2 separate regions of the Homo sapiens genome follow, and region 1 is linked to region 2. The links are chromatin loops, found by intact Hi-C in ENCODE. Cell type or tissue: CD14-positive monocyte. All regions are shown on one strand. Links, peaks and the distances in the headings refer to the core of each region. The heading gives the core; the rest is flanking DNA. Region 1 has its middle 88 kb from the start of TET2. Region 2 has its middle 39 kb from the start of TET2.

What was found. Peaks named below come from ENCODE experiments on the same cell type or tissue, not always from the same donor. Only the 100,000 strongest peaks of a DNase experiment are listed, where the experiment ranks them.
Region 1: it touches region 2 in a loop (3-fold over the local background); 3 of 110 quality-filtered maps call a loop at or near these places.

The regions. Positions count from the first base shown.
Region 1 is chr4:105,054,339-105,062,682 of GRCh38, forward strand. No RefSeq gene overlaps it. Among named protein-coding and RNA genes, the nearest start is that of TET2, 88 kb to the right of the region's middle. RefSeq lists enhancers at 4,950-5,049, 5,070-5,139, 6,615-6,714. In CD14-positive monocyte, for the core only: no CTCF peak of the experiment used is centred there; DNase peaks (open chromatin) are centred at 3,233, 5,223, 6,513, 7,193 and 4 weaker places; H3K4me3 peaks cover 4,331 bases; H3K27ac peaks cover 6,456 bases.
Region 2 is chr4:105,104,011-105,112,354 of GRCh38, forward strand. It overlaps the pseudogene LOC100288146. Among named protein-coding and RNA genes, the nearest start is that of TET2, 39 kb to the right of the region's middle. In CD14-positive monocyte, for the core only: no CTCF peak of the experiment used is centred there; a DNase peak (open chromatin) is centred at 3,201; H3K4me3 peaks cover 837 bases; H3K27ac peaks cover 1,752 bases.

The DNA.
Region 1 (8,344 bases), core at 252-8,251, 50 kb before region 2:
CATGAAAATGGCCATACTTCTGAGAGCAATTTATAGATTCAATGCTATTCCCATCAAACTACCATTGACTTTTTTCACAGAAGTAGAAAAAAATAAAATTTATGGAACCAAAAAAGGACCTGAATAGTCAAGGCAATCGTAAGCAAAAAGAACAAAGCTGGAGGCATCACGCTACCCAACTTCAAACTACACTACAGGGCTACAGTAACCAAAAGAGCATGGTAGTGGTACAAGAACAGATGCATAGACCAATGGAACAGAATAAATAACCCAGAAATAAGACTGCATACCTACCACCATCTGATATCTAACCTTTGACAAACCTGACAAAATCCAGCAATAGGGAAAGAACTTTCTATTCAATAAATGGTGCTGGCATAATTGGCTAGGTATAGGCAGAAAATTAAAACTGGACCCCTTCCTTACACCATATACATAAATCAAGCAAAGATGAATAAAAGACTTAAATATAAAATACAAAACTATAAAAATAACCTAGAAAAAAACTCAGGCAATACCCTTCCGGAAGCAGGTTTGGGCAAAGATTTCATGATGAAGGTGCCAAAAGCAATTTCAACAAAAACAAAAATTGGCAAACAAGATCTAATTAAACTAAAGAGCTTCTGCACAGCAAAAGAAACTATCAACAGAGTAAACAGACAACCTACAAAATGGGGGAAAATTTTTGCAAACTATGCATCTGACAAAGATCTAATATCCAGCATCTGTAAGGAACTCAAATTTACAAGAAAAAAGCAAACAATGCCATTTAAAAGTGGACAAAGGATACGAACAGACACTTATGAAATTAAGATGTACATGTGACCAACACACATATGAAAAAAAGCTCAACACCACTGATCACTAGAGAAATACAAATTGAAACTACAATGAGATACCATCTCACACCACTCAATGGCTATTATTAGAAAGTCCAAAAACAATAGATGCTGGCAAAGTTGTAGAGAAAAAGAAATGATTTTTACACTGTTGGTGGGAGTATAAATCAGTTCAACCATTGTGGAAGACAGTATGAGGATTTCTCAAAGACCTAGAGGCAGAAATACCATTTGACCCAGCAATCCTTTTGCTGAGTATATACCCAAAGGAATATAGATCAGTCTACTATAAAGACACATGCATACTGTATGTTCATTGCAGCACTGTTCACAATAGCAAAGACGTGGGATCAACCTATTATATGTCCATCAATGATAGACTGGATAAGGAAAACATGGTACACATACACCATGGAATACTATGTAGCCATAAAAAGAAGCAAGATAATGTCCTTTGCGAGGACATGGATGGAGCTGGAGGCCGTTATCCTTAGCAAACTAAGAAAGAAAATCAAATACTGCATGTTCTCACTAAATGATGAGAACATGGACACATGGTGGGGAACCACAGACACTGGGGCCTGTTGGAGGGTAGGGGTTAGGAAGAGGAAGAAGGTCAGGATGAATAGCTGATGGTTTCTGGGTTTAATATCTGGGTGAGCAGATAATCTGTGCAGCAAACCACCACATTCACCTATGTAACAAGCTGCATGTTCTGCATATGTACCTCTGAACTTAAAATAAAAGTTGGAAATTTAAAAGAAGAAGAAAAGGACTAAAAAGCCATGATTCTAAGTGTTTACCTTGAAAAATAGAAAAAAAATTGAAAAAACCCCAGATAAGACTTTTTAAATTGAAAACAAATGTAAAATATAGAAAATCGACAATTGCCAAAGATAAAATTCATAAAAGTTAGCTTCTGGGCTTTGGTAATTTTTTTAAATTGCTGGTTTTGTGAGTGGGTTTACTTTGTGAAAAATCATTGGTCTCTGTACTATGTTTTATACACCTTTATGTGTAAAAAGTTTACTTAAAAAATAATAATTTTGAAACATGGTCAGGAATTCTTCTTTCCAAGCTGCATCTGCCGTTTGGTAACATCTTTCCAGCACTTTGAAAGAGAGCATAATGAGATACTCAAATTCTGTCTTTGCAGATCCTCTCCTCTTTCACCATTCTTCTTCCAAGTCTCCCATAGCCTCATATCTTCATTACCCAAGGCCAGCTTTCCTGAACTCATCCTCTAGGGACTCTGACTGAAAAATCCCTACAGCATGCCAATATGCCTCACTGCTACAGGAGTAAGACTTTCTAAGATTTGCCCATTTTTTTTCCTTCACTGAAATGTACTTATCTCATAACATTAGGCCAAAAGCAAAAAAGTTCTGTGATCAAAGAAGTTGAGGGAACACAGAATATTTTATCCCCATCCTGAGATTCATAAAACACATATAGTTTATTAAAATGCCCAATGAGTCCTGCAGTAGATAAACTTATCTTTATTTACTCCATTTTCAAAATGAACTTTACCATAGAAGTCTTTTTTTCACAGCACGGCATGGTGACTTACGCCTGTAATCCCAGCACTTTGGGAGGCCGAGGCAGGCGGATCATCTGAGGTCAGGAGTTTGAGAACAGCCTGGCCAACAAAGTGAAACCCCATCTCTATTAAAAATACAAAAATTAGCCAGGCATGGTGGCAGGCGCCTGTAGTCCCAGCTACTCGGGAGGCTGAGGCAGGAGAATCACTTGAACCCGGGAGCCAGAGGTTACAGTGAGCCTAGTTCACACCATTGCACTCCAGCCTGGGTGACCAGAGCAAGACTAAGTCTCAAAAAAAAAAAAAAGTCTTTTTTCACATCATCACATCATAAAGCCTTTTCATTTATTCAAATATTTATAGAGCGCCTAGTATGCCAAATACTAATTTCTGTGCTGGTGATAAATCCATGAGCTCTTGGAGTTTAAGCTCTCAGTAACGACGGCAGAAAGTAAAGACTAAATTCATACATGATTTCAGGTAATAATAAACATTATGAATAAAAATTAAGCAGGGTATAGTGATTAAACAATGACAACTGAGGTTGGAGTATAGGAATCCACAGAACAAAACTTTGGAAATTTTGCCTTAGTGTGTAACCATGTGCTAACTGAAGTAACAAAGTCCCTTTGGAGAAGGTTTGAGAAAACCTTCAACACTCTCTCTTCAATTAGTGTGTGTGAAAAAGTACAAGGATACTTATTACCTGATCTTGAAGACCAGTGCTATTGATAGGGACTTCTGGCCAGCTAGGAGAGAAGGTAGTGTTGTGCAAGGCGTTCAAGAGACTCGGGGCCCCTACAATTATACTTTGTAAATGGAACTTACTCAATGCACTCCTAAGGCAATTGCCCCTTCCTAGAAAATTGGAGAAGTGTAATGGTTGCGCAGTTTCCTGAACACACAGATCTCAGCTGCTTAATTTATTTTACAGTGTTTTTTATTAGCCTATAGTTGACTAGTATAATTTTTCCTTTCTACAGACATGGAAACTGGATTTCCAGGTTTCATGCTGTTCCTCACATAATAAATCAGGTCAATCTATGAATTCTTTTTTTCACTATTTCACAATACCTATTTGATATCTACTGTCTGTGTAGCTCTGTCTCAGGTATGCAAAAATAAATGTGACCCAGAGGAACTTACGAGCATATTATAGTCGGAAGGTCAGGTACTTTCCCTTTGTGTTTCCCAGCCTCTGTCTTAAGAAATCAGTAAATGCCTCACAAACAGATGTAATTCATTTGTTTATGACTTTCCCAGGCCACACAGAACACAATAAACAGAGTATATGCCTGAGATATATTTAGAGTCTTCACCCAAGAAGGCTTTGGATGGTTTTTAAATACTGAGGGTAATGATAAATACAATACTCTTTTGCCAATCAATAGAAGTACGATATTACAAAAACAGAACTTCTCCTTATTCTTCTCACTGGGAAGGATTTGCTCAGCAGCATAGCTTTTAACACTCTTACGACTTAAAATAAGATACTCAAAACTGGGCAGATAAAGCATCGATTCTAATCCACCACCTGAAGTCATATGACTCATCTGAAGCAGAAGTGGAAAAAAAAATCTAGACCAGGAATCTCAAATTATCACAGGCAGCAAAGAAAGTCAAAATGATTGTACCAATGAGTCATCCGCCATCTGCTTCTCTTCCAGAAAATGTAAGTCAAGGTACAGATAAGCAGGAGTAAACCAACATCAAGAAAATGCAAACCACAATGTTCTTCTACAATGATAGAAGGAAATATGAAGTATATTAAAAGCTAACACAAGGAGATTAGATTGACTCAGAACCTCACTGAGCAGGCTGGGAAGATAATAGGTTTTGTAAGACCCAATACCTGCAGTAAATGATATGGGAAAGGGAAGGAGGCCTATACTATGGCTAAAAAGGGAACTGAAAGCCAAGAGACTCAATAGGTGAGTTCCAGTTTACCAATTTATTCTTCCCACTCCATTTGCTGACTCAAGTTGTGATACAGAAGATAGGAAATCTCATCTTCCTAACAAGAAGACTCCATTCCTATGAGGAAAAATAAGCTGAGAGTCCACTTGAAATCTCTTCTTGATACCTCCACATCCATCATCCCTCTCTTATGATCCACTTTTGGCTACCTTACTAGAACAGAGAACTGTTCTGTGGAATTATTCATTCCATTGCTCTTGTTTTATATTGATAGTTTAGCACTCATCATACTGTATTACAGGGCATTATTTGTACTTTTTCTCTTTAATATATATAAATTCCTTCAGTCATGTGTCATAGCAATAGCTAATTAATACTCATTATTTTATCCTACCAATCTTTATTGAGCACCTACTATGGGCCAAACACTGTTCTTGGGGCTTATGATATATTAAAAAACAAACTATGATCTCTGCCTTTGTGAAGCTTACATTCAAGTGGGAGGCAGGAATAGAAAATCATCATAAGTAGATATGCTAGTATGTTTGAAGATGATAAACATCACTGAAAAGAAAAACAGTAGAATAAGAAAGATCAGGAATGCCAGAAGGTAGTGTTGGGGAAGGGGTAGTTTGCGGCATTAAAGAGGACAGTCAGAGCGGGCTTTATTGAGAAGGTGAGATTTGCCCAGACTTGAAGGAGGTGATGGAGTTAGTCAAGTGAATTTTGAGAACAGATGTATTACACTTTCTTCTTCAAGCTCCATCAAGGACTTTAAGCCAGTGCTACCTTGAGACTCAGGAGATTTGGTAAGTTCACCAAGCTGCCAGAACACTTGTTTTTGGCTCACATAATATATTCAGTGAGTAAGACTTTAGTCATTTTGTTACTATTGTGTGACATGGGAGACTGAGAACAGGAACAGAGAAAGGAGAAGCAGCACAGCACTCAAGAGTGGGGTGGGAATGGGGAGAAGAGGGACCTCCACTCTCATCTGAATCAAGAAAGATTCTGGAAATCTTGTGGGTAGAATGAAGTCAGCCCTTCCTGTTTCCTAAATGTCCTTCCTTGTGATGAGTTTTAATTATCTAAACCTGTCATAAAACTCTACAGAGTCTCTTTGTTGTCTTTAAAGACTTCTTTTTGCTGGCTCTTTTTATTCATTCTTTATTTCTGTGGTGACCAAAAGGATCAATCTCAGCTATATTTTCTGGAGAGGCCCAGGAGAGGGAATTCCAGTTTTGTTGTTCAGTTTCAGCCCTGTACTAGTTTTATAAAATTATATCTATTTTGGGGGGCTCTTTCAAAGAAAGTGTAACTAATCAAGATATATTTGAAAATGTACTCATTCAATTAAAAACGCTTATTAAGCGATTGACAGGTTTCAGGCACTGACTGTGTATTAAGCATACAAAGATAAGGAAGATATGGTTATACTAGAAGTAAAAACCTATCCTTAATAATATTCTGGGGCAGCCGGGCGCAGTGGCTCACACCTGTAATCCCAGCACTTTGGGAGGCCGAGGTGGGCGGATCATAAAGTCAGGAGTTCGAGACCAGCCTGACCAACATGGTGAAACCCCGTCTCTACTAAAAAAAATACAAAAATTAGCCGGGCATGGTGGCATGCACTGTAATCCCAGCTACTCAGGAGGCTGAGGCAGGAGAATTGCTTGAACCCAGGAGGTAGAGGTTGCAGTGAGCTGAGATCACACCACTGCATTCCAGCCTGGGCAACAGAGGAAGACTCCATCTCAAAAAAAAATAAAAATAAAAATAAAAAAAATATATATAAAATATTCTGGGGCATTGCATACCACAGGCCAGAACAAAATGACCCCAAGTTATAGGAAAACAATAAAACAGATTTGTCATACTCTAGAAATAATTCAGTCAAAAGTACTAAACATTTTTTCAATGAAACAAGAAAAGTCATGTTCTTACTGATGACTATTTTACTACTGTGATTGTCTTTTATGTAAAACTTTTAAACCCTAGCAACATTAGCCATTCCTCCTGGTTCCTGTTAATAAGTCTGTGCTTCACTGAACATCCTAATCACCCACATTTACCATCACTTTACCATGAAAGAGGAAGAGAATGGTGACTTCACAAAAGTCAATAAAGAAGAAGTGGAAACAGTGAAGTGAGGGGAAGCCTCAAGGCAGCAACTAAGAACAACCTATAAGCACAGAGAATAATAGTGGTCAGGTTTTTAAAGACCACAGGACCTCTGGGAGTGACTCATTTGGAGAACATACTATTTCTGCCTTTGACTCCACAGTGAGGTCTGCCCATACGGTGTTGGTGGTGTTATTTTATGTAAGATGTAGCTCAGTTGCCAAAGAAGTACATGTTTTCCTCAGCCCTATATGACTTAAAGATCCCTCTAAAACTCAAATTAACACATAACGTGTAAATCACATATACACAGTGTTTAGTGTCATATCATAAAATGTTTTTGCATCAATGAGTTAGTTGTTACTGCTTCTGCAGTAACATCTTCTGCAGAAGGAACTGCAGATATGTGAGTATAGGAGAAAATAAACATATCCCTCACAGTCTGCTTTCTTTGTTTAATTCATTCACTAGACTGATCATTCTAAGGAGGATTTTGTGCTGCTCTTGTTTTGCTGCTGGGCCTATCCTGTTTCCATTCCCAAATCAAGTATTCCTGGAATTTAAGGTATCACTTTACCAGCCTGACCACAAGTTCCCCATTGTTTCCTCTGCTCTGCTCATGACCTGGAATAATGCCTCTCCCTGGATACTAAATTTACTGACCCTGCCTAGGACCGAGAAGATTGATGAGTCCTCAACCCGTGCATGTCTTCAAAAAGGTAAGACAGACCAGCAAAGCAGTAAAATGACAGACCCATTGTTTGAGCCCAACGCTGGGACTTCCCCTTTTGTATAAGCTGAGTCACATTTTTCCTGTTGTCAACTTGAAGCCTGTTCGTTGATGTACGATAGGACTATCTTGCTGATATATAAAGTCAGGCAGACAGGTTTCCTTGCATTTGTTTGCCTTACCTTGGACCCTTACCAATTAGAAACTGTCCACTGGCCAAAAGAGATAAGACATGGTTTATTAAAGCTCAGATACTACATTGAATGAAATAATTTCTGACAATTTTCTTCTGTTAAAGTGCCATCCGAGGTTCCTGCCTTGTGCAATCTTACTGATTTTGACAGAGGTCTTTTGGGATGTATATGTGCATTTTATTCTTGATATCTGTTCAGTTGACACATGTTTTAAAACCACAGATATATTTGATTGGTTGGCAAATTGTGAAAACAGGAAGTCAAATAATGGAATCAACTGTGAAACAACCATAACAAGTGAAGCTTTTCTGCTTAAGTGCCAAGATGGGAATACTGTTATGAGTAACAAACAAAATGAAATGATAATGTCAATATAATTCCAACAGGAAGAGTGAGCATCTGGACTGCCCTAATTATCATATTTCCAGTGCTTTATAACCAATGAAATGGTTTTTACATTTTACTCTCCAATATTGTTGCTAGGCATGATAAAAAATCTCCAAAATTGAGAGAGGGATGTGGTGACATTTTCTAGCTAGGAAATATTTGAGATTTTTTCTTTTTTTTTTTTTTTTGGTCGGACAATCACCACTTGCATTGGACTTCAAAAAAATACCTTGCTGGGGCCAGGCGCAGTGGCTCTGCCTATAATCCCAGCACTTTGGGAGGCTGAGGTGGGTGGATCCCTTGAGGTCAGGAGTTCGAGACCAGCCTGGTCAACATGGTGAAACCCCGTCTCTACTGAAAATACAAAAATTAGCTGCGTGTGGTGGCGGGCGCCTGTCGTCCCAGCTACTTGGGAGGTTGAGACAGGAAAATCACTTGAACCTGGGAGGTGGAGGTTGCAGTGAGCCAAGATCCCGCCATTGCACTCCAGCCTGGGTGACAAGAGTGAAACTCCATCTCAAAAAAAAAAATAAAAAATCTACTGATTGCTTACTCTAGAACAGGCACTGTTGTAAACACTAGGGTTATGAAGGTCATGGCAAATCACCTTCTTGCT
Region 2 (8,344 bases), core at 90-8,089:
CAGCAAGAAGCAAGCACTGCTTCCAACTTCTCTTCTGCAGCTTCCTCACCTCTCTCAGTCTTTGTAGAATTGAAGAGAGTTAGGGTCTTGCTCTGGATTAGGCTTTGGCTTAAGGGAATGTTGTGGCTGGCTTGGTCTTCTATCCAGACCAACTACAACTTTCTCCACATCAGCATTAAGGCTGTCTCCTTTTTTTCATTATTTTTCATGTGTTCACTGAAGCAGCACTTTTAATTTCCTTCAAGAACTTTTCCTTTGCATTCACAATTTGGCTAACTCTTTGGCACAGTGGCCTAGCTCTCAGCCTATCATTGTTTTTGACCTTCCTCTCTCAGCAAATTTAATTATTTCTAGCTTTTAATTTGAAAAGAGAGGCGTGCAACTCTTCCTTTCACTTGAACACTTAGAGGCCATTGTACGGCTATTTCAATATTATTGTGTTTCAGGGAATAGGGAGGCCTGAGGAGAGTGAGGGAGATGGGGGAATGGGTGGTTAGTGGAGCAATCAGAACATACACAACCTTTGTTGATTAAGTTTGCCATCTTTTATGGGTATGGTTCATATAGACCCCAAAAATTACAATGCTATCATCAAAGATCACTTATCATAGATTACTATAACAGATATAATAATAATAATAATAAAGTTTTAAATATTGTGAGAATTACCAAAATGTGACACAGAGACACAAAGGGAGCATATTGCTGTTGGAAAAATGGCATTAATAGAATTGCTTGCGGCAGGGTTGCCACACAACTTCACCTTGTGAAAAATGAAAGCTCTGTTCAGTATAATAAAGCAAAGCACAATAAATGGAGGTATGCCTGTGTGTGTGTGTGTGTGTGTGTCCTATTGGTTTTCTTTCTCTGGAAGACACTAATATAACAACCTAAATAATAGAAGAAAATATTTGTAAATTATTAAAGGTGACTTTTATCTAGAATATATTTTTAAAGTCTTACAACTCAGTGATAAAAAGACATCCTAATTTTTAAAATTTTTTTAATATACTTTAAGTTCTAGGGTACACGTGCACAATGTGCAGGTTTGTTACATAAGTATACATGTGCCATGTTGGTTTGCTGCACCCATCAACTCGTCATTTACAATAGGTATTTCTCCTAATGCTATCCCTCTCCCAGCCCCCCACCTCCTGACAGGCCCCGGTGTATGATGTTCCCCGCCCTGTGTCCAAGTGTTCTCATTGTTCAGTTCCCACCTGAGTGAGAACACGTGGTGTTTGTTTTCTGTCCTTGTGATAGTTTGCTGAGAATGATTGTTCTAGCTTCATCCATGTCCCTACAAAGGACATGAACTCATTCTTTTTTAAGGCTGCATAGTATTCTATGGTGTATCTGTGCCACATTTTCTTGATCCAGTCTATCATTGATGGACATTTGGGTTGGTTGCAAGTCTTTGCTATTGTGAATAGTGCCGCAATAAACATATGTGTGCATGAAGACATACTAATTTTTTAAATGAGCAAAGGGTTAAATATACCTTTCTCCACAGAATATATATGAACTGCCAATAAGGACATGAAAAGTACATTATTAGTAGTAATTAGGAAAATGCAAAGCAAAACCACAATATAACACTTCACATTAACTAGGATGACTAAATTCAAGAAGACAGCAATAACAAATATTGGCGAGAATGTGGAGAAATTGTAACACTCATATATGTTGATGTGAATGTAAAATGATGCGACCATTTTGGCAAATAGTTTGGCAGATGACTGTTTACTCTTAAATATGGAGTTATTATATGATCCAGCCATTCCATTCCTTGGTATGTACCCATGAGAAGTGAAGACATGTCCACATAAAAATTGGTACATAAATGTTTATAGTAGCATTATTTGTATTAGCCAAAAACTGGAAACAACCAAAATGTCCATCAACTAATGAATCGATAACTAATACATGGTATATCCATACAATAGAACATGGTTTGAAAATTAAAAGGTGAAAGAAGTTACTGTCTGCTGCTAATGTTTCCACTACAGATACAAGAAAAAGTCTCTTCACACTTTCTGTCTGTCTGATTGTAGCAGCCTGAGATTGAATAGAGGAATACAGGAGGGAAAACCCAGAAAGAGAATTTTTACGGCTCAGGAATAATCTTGTAAACACTAAAGAGCCTGTTTTACTACAAAGAAAATCCTAAAATTTGGTTTACATGAGAAGTGTTGGGAAATAGCTCCTCCTATCCTAACCTAGCTGGTTACATTTGTAAGAACTTAAAGGCTAAAGCTAATTAAAAGCAAGCCAATAATAAAAAGAAAAGGAAGAACATAAAAAGGAATGAAATTCCAATACATCTTACAACTTGAATAAAACTTGAAAGCATTATGTGAAGTGAAAGAAGTCAGTAACAAAAAAACAAATATTGCATGATTCCATTCATATGAGATGTCCATAATAGTCAAATCTATAGAGACAGAGAGTTGATTAGTGGTTACTAACAACTGGGTTGGACAGTGAAGAGAGAAGTGTAAGGAAGGGTGAATGACTGGTAATAGGTATCAAGTTTCTTTTTGGGGTGATGAAAATGTTCTAAAGTTACATAATAGTGACCTCATTCCATCTTACTTGCCATCTATCTTCATAAATAGCCCTGCTTGTGTTTTTGCCAGTTTCCTCCCTCCCCAGCTTCTACTTTGATCTTTCTATTCCTCTTGTTTCTTCTAGTCTTGCATCATAATCCAAGCTCCAAGCACAAAAACAAATTATCTGTTCCCAACCTCTTTGAATCAGAAGCATTAGCAATTATATGAACCATCATTTGCCTTGGGTCCACCAAACCAGCCCCAATTCCTGTGGCCAAATCTGCGGATACAGTTATTTGGAGTTTGGAATTTATACCTTCACAACTCTATGGTTAGGTTCTGTGAATTGCAGAGAGTCTAATCAACTCATGATGTAGCTAAAAATATACCATCCAAGAACTGAGTTACAAGTCCCTGTTATCTTTCAGTCTGACTTACTGGAGACTCTGAAGGAGGGAAACCAGAGGAACAGCAGCTTTTACATCCAGGAAGATGGTGCTCATGACAACAGCCATCCATACATAGTTGTCCAGAAAGCATGTTGCCAGTGTGAGCTAAAATTTCTTTCCTAAATACCCAAAATGGCACATCTATCCTTCATTTGCCCTGGTAGAAGAGCTTACGTAACCAGAGAAATGGTTCTAGTTTCCTGTTTCAGAACTTTGGAAAAAGCTTCTTAGAAAATATGAGGAACAAGGACTTATTTTCTGTCTTAGTATGCTGTTCTATGGGATGATAGATGTAATCTGTGTTTCTTAATCCTTGTTCCCACTTTTGATGCCAAACAAAGTAACAATGGTTGACACTGAATGTGGACTTTTGAGGCTGTCTGACTCCTCCTAAGAGGCTGACTCTACCTCTTCCTCTTTATTTGCTGGTTATTTTAATATGACTATAGAATCTGTTCTAACTAGATAATGAATAAGAGAGCGGAAGGAACAAGGACATAAATTTGCAAAAACTAAAAAAATATGAAGTGCACAAGGAAATTGATTGAAGCCACCAATGCCAGGGAATAAATCCTATGCTACTTCACCATCAGTGTGCCAGCAGGGTATTGATTTCTGGATGCACGATGGGGAAATTAGTGCCGGCTCCAGTACGGTTGTGCAGCAGTAACAGCTCAAGGAGTATCTGGGGAGACCTTAATGACTAAGAGAGCTTTGGGAACTTTCTCTGGGAATTTTAAAAATAAAAGTAGTATAATTCTTCATTAAATTATAAGTAGTTGAAATATCTGCTTTTGGAAAAGCCATAAATATAAAAAAGTCTCATTTGATCCAGAAAAAGGTCCCAGGATTGAGATATAATTCCTCAGAAGTCAGCCAAGAGTGAGGAGAACAAGCTTTGTACTTTTAAATAAACTATCTCCCATGGGCCCTAAATGGACACAGCATCTGCAGTCCCCAAAAATGTACATACTTGATAGAGAACAATATATTACATATATTTCATAAATGCATAGAAAGTTTTAGAAACAATTAGATTAAAAACAGACTGTGTTCCAAAATGCCTTTGTATGTCAGTCAATTGGAATTAGAAAACTTTTTCCCCACTAAATCCATAGTTCATGTTCCCAGGTGAATCCTAGAAATTCTACTTAAACCATATGCAGTTGAAAATGTGGACTAAGTCCCAAGTCCTTTGGGTTCTAAGCCACTGTGACCTCTGAGGGTAGGGACCAGAAAAAGAGAAGCTTTCACAGTAGCCCAGGAATATGGTTCCTATGGCAGCAGACATAGATAGATAGATAGATAGATAGATAGATAGATAGATAGATAAACAGGTTAATGAATGGATGCACAGCAAAGTATACATGCTATCCAAATCCCAACATGACATGTTGAACCTAAATTTTTTCTATTTTATTTTTTAAAAAATTAACGTAATGCAATTTTAAATAAAATTGCTGCATATTCAGAGTTTCCTTTTTCCATTTCAATGCTTATTTTCCTTTATAAAACTAAAATGCAGATCTTTTATCCAGTAGCACTTTTATCTGTGGCCCAAGGACCCCACCAATAATTTAACACATATCATCCTTTAAACGTAAAAACAGCTGGGTGCAGTGGCTCATGCCTATAATTCCAACATTTTGGGAGGCCAAGATGGGAGGATTGCTTGAGCCCCGCAGTTCAAGACCAGCCTGGGCAACAAAAATGTTGCCTGTCTCTACCAAAAGTTTTAAGAAATTAACCAGGCATGGTGGCACACACCTGTGGTCTCAGCCACTTGAGAGGCTGAGGAGGTCGAGGCTACAGTGAAACAGATTTGCACCACTGCACTCCAACCTGGGCAACAGTGTGACCCTGTCTCAAATGATAATAATAATAATTAGCCTTAGCCTACCTTTTCCTTACAAAGGTTTTTACTGCTGTCTCTTTTATCACCTTTCCCTTGAAAGTTCCTGACAACTTGAAACCACTTATTTGCATGTAGTGAACTGCTTAATACTTGTGTTAGGGTATATCACAGACCTCTGCCTCAGAAAAGAAAGTCACATTTTTATGCTCTTCAACAATAAATCCTCTAAGCAAAAATGTGGCATTGCCTTACATGTTTAGATTCATACATAAGATTCCCTACATAATTTGTGGTATAATGGACATGGGATATAAGATTCTGGAATTTTATGCAGCATCTAGAAGACCCAAAAGGAATGTTTAGGATTTCTCTTTCCTATCATTCTCATCTTTCTTTCTCTGTCCAAGTCTTTCCCCCAGAACACTTGCTCAGCCAGGCATTCTTCCTGAGTTGCCCTCTTACACTTCATTTTGCAAGCAGGACATGTTATTGAGATAAGGCTTTGGCTGACTTACATTCCGGCCAAACTGTAATCACCTGCCGTGTAGGCTGCTTCCCAAAACAGTAGGGGAAATTTTATTGGAGATGCCAGTCATTTTTGTACAATAGCCACCCCAACATGTTAGTGACCATTTCATTCTCCATATTGTCAGAAAAATCTGTGTATTTGTGTCAAACTTAATTCAAGGTGCACCTTAAGTCCTCAGTACCTCGCCAGTCTCAGGAGGCCCTTTATGCCTCTTTCCATCTTGAGGTAATCTTCATTTTTAGCCTACACAAAGCTGAGAAAGAGACAAATAGGGGGACAATTTTGTGAAAGTCAGCCCAAATCTTCCAATTTTTTAAGTATCATTTTCTACTTGCCATAAATTCAATAGAGGGTCACTCACTATGGTGTTATACATTATTCACCAAGTATATTATATTACAATTCTTCCTTTTAGAAGTTTCTGAAACAGTCAGGACTTAGATCATCACCTGAAAATTTAATCCCTTGTTAGGTCAACCCTGATTGATAATTCAGATCATATGTCATACACGTGGCCAAAATTTCCATTTTCTATTTTCTACTTAGTTATGGACTATAGTATAGTTATATCTAGCCTTAATGACCTTTTGAAAAAAATTCCTTTGTAGCAATAGCCATATAGACATTGTTAGTACTTTAATGAAAATGATGACCAAATTCATCATAAATGAGGCATGCAGAGTTTAATTTAGTGCTATTTTCCATTTTTCTTTTTTGTATTTTTTTTTAGAGATGTGGTCTCATTATGTTGCCCAGGCTGGTCTCTAACTCCTGGGCTCAAGCAATCCTCCCACCTCAGTCTCCTAAAGTGCTGGGATTCTGGGCATGAGGAACCATGTTTAGCCTTTTCTATTTTTAAAAGAAGAGTGTTCGTTGGTTGAAAATATCTGGCCCCTCCGCCCCATCCGGGAGGGAGGTGGGGGGGTCAGCCCCCCGCCCGGCCAGCAGCCCCGTCCGGGAGGGAGGTGGGGGGATCAGCCCCCCGCCTGGCCAGCCGCCCAGTCCGGGAGGTGAGGGGCGCCTCTGCCCGGCCGCCCCTACTGGGAAGTGAGGACCCCTCTGCCCGGCCAGCCGCCCCGTCCGGGAGGGAGGTGGGGGGGTCAGCCCCCCGCCCGGCCGGCCGCCCTATCCAGGAGGTGAGGGGCGCCTCTGCCCGGCCGCCCCTACTGGGAAGTGGGGAGCCCCTCTGCCTGGCCAGCCGCCCCGTCCGAGAGGGTGGGGGGGGGGGTCAGCCCCCCGCCCGGCCAGCCGCCCCATCCGGGAGGTGAGGGGCGCTTCTGCCCGGCCGCCCCTACTGGGAAGTGGGGAGCCCCTCTGCCCGGCCACGACCCCGTCTGGGAGGTGTGCCCAGCGGCTCATTGGGGATGGGCCATGATGACAATGGCGGTTTTGTGGAATGGAAAGGCGGGAAGGGTGGGGAAGAAATTGAGAAATCGGATGGTTGCCGGGTCTGTGTGGATGGAAGTAGACATGGGAGACTTTTCATTTTGTTCTGTACTAAGAAAAATTCTTCTGCCTTGGGATCCTGTTGATCTGTGACCTTATCCCCAACCCTGTGCTCTCTGAAACATGTGCTGTGTCCACTCAGGGTTAAATGGATTAAGGGTGCGAGATGTGCTTTGTTAAACAGATGCTTGAAGGCAGCATGCTCGTTAAGAGTCATCACCACTCCCTAATCTCAAGTACCCAGGGACACAAACGCTGCGGAAGGCCGCAGGGTCCTCTGCCTAGGAAAACCAGAGACCTTTGTTCACTTGTTTATCTGCTGACCTTCCCTCCACTATTGTCCTATGACCCTGCCAAATCCCCCTCTGCGAGAAACACCCAAGAATGATCAATAAAAAAAAAATAAAAAATTTAAAAAAAAAAAAAAAAGAAAGAAACTGTATTCAGAATAGCCCCAAACTGGAAGCAACCCAAGTGTCCATCAACAGGATGAAAATGACTAAACACATTATGGTATATCCACACAATGGGATACTGTGTATCTATAAAAAGGCATAAACTACCAAAAAAAAAAAAAAAAAAAAAAAAAAAAAGAAAATATCTGGCCCCTAGCAGATATTAGTAACTTAGTTCTGTATAGAGAAAAATGATTTCATAATCATAGACGATATAAACTATGGACAACCATCTTGCCAATTCACATTGGCAAGAAGAAACAATGTGATCAACCAATGTAACTGTGAATAAAATTTCTGGGGAAGTCTCACCAGAAGTGGCAATCCTATTAGAATGGAAGATATGGCACCTTTGTGATTTGGGGAAATTTTCAATATGAGGCAAAGTTAGTTTGGGATGTCTATTTGCATTTATTGACTGGGTAACAATAAATAAAACATTCAAACCCATTTGTGCCTCAGTTTCCATATTTGTGAAAGAAAAAGAATGGCCTTTGTGTTTGAAGCTCTTAAAATCAAGAGAGACAGTGTATCACAGTGGTTAGGTACACAGCCCTGTGCATTCTGATTCTTCCTGTTACTAAATGACCTTAGAAAAGTTACTCAAACTCTTTGTGCCTCCAGTTTTGCGTTTGTAAAAAGGAATGATAATATATCAACTTTTAGGGATATTGTGAAGATTAAATTAATGAATGCATGTAAAATGCTTAGAACAATGTCAGGTACAAAGCAATAATTCAATGTATGTTAGGTCTGCAGCAACAGTCATCAAAGCAAGACTATCTTTTTAAACCAGATGCTATACCTTAATTCTTTGTTCTTAATTCTTTGTTGTCACATATTTCCAAGTGCTTTCCAATGAGTTCTTCTATATCTCTGAATATTATTTCCAGGAAAATATTAAATTGAAACACAGTGAGAGCAAAGAATATATGCTGAACTGAAAATCAGGATATGGGATCACTTGAATTTTCCCCACCAATTGTGACATTAGTAACTTGGGCTCTCGGTTTCCTCATCTGAAAAATAATGGAAGTAAATTAATTATGTCTAAAGCC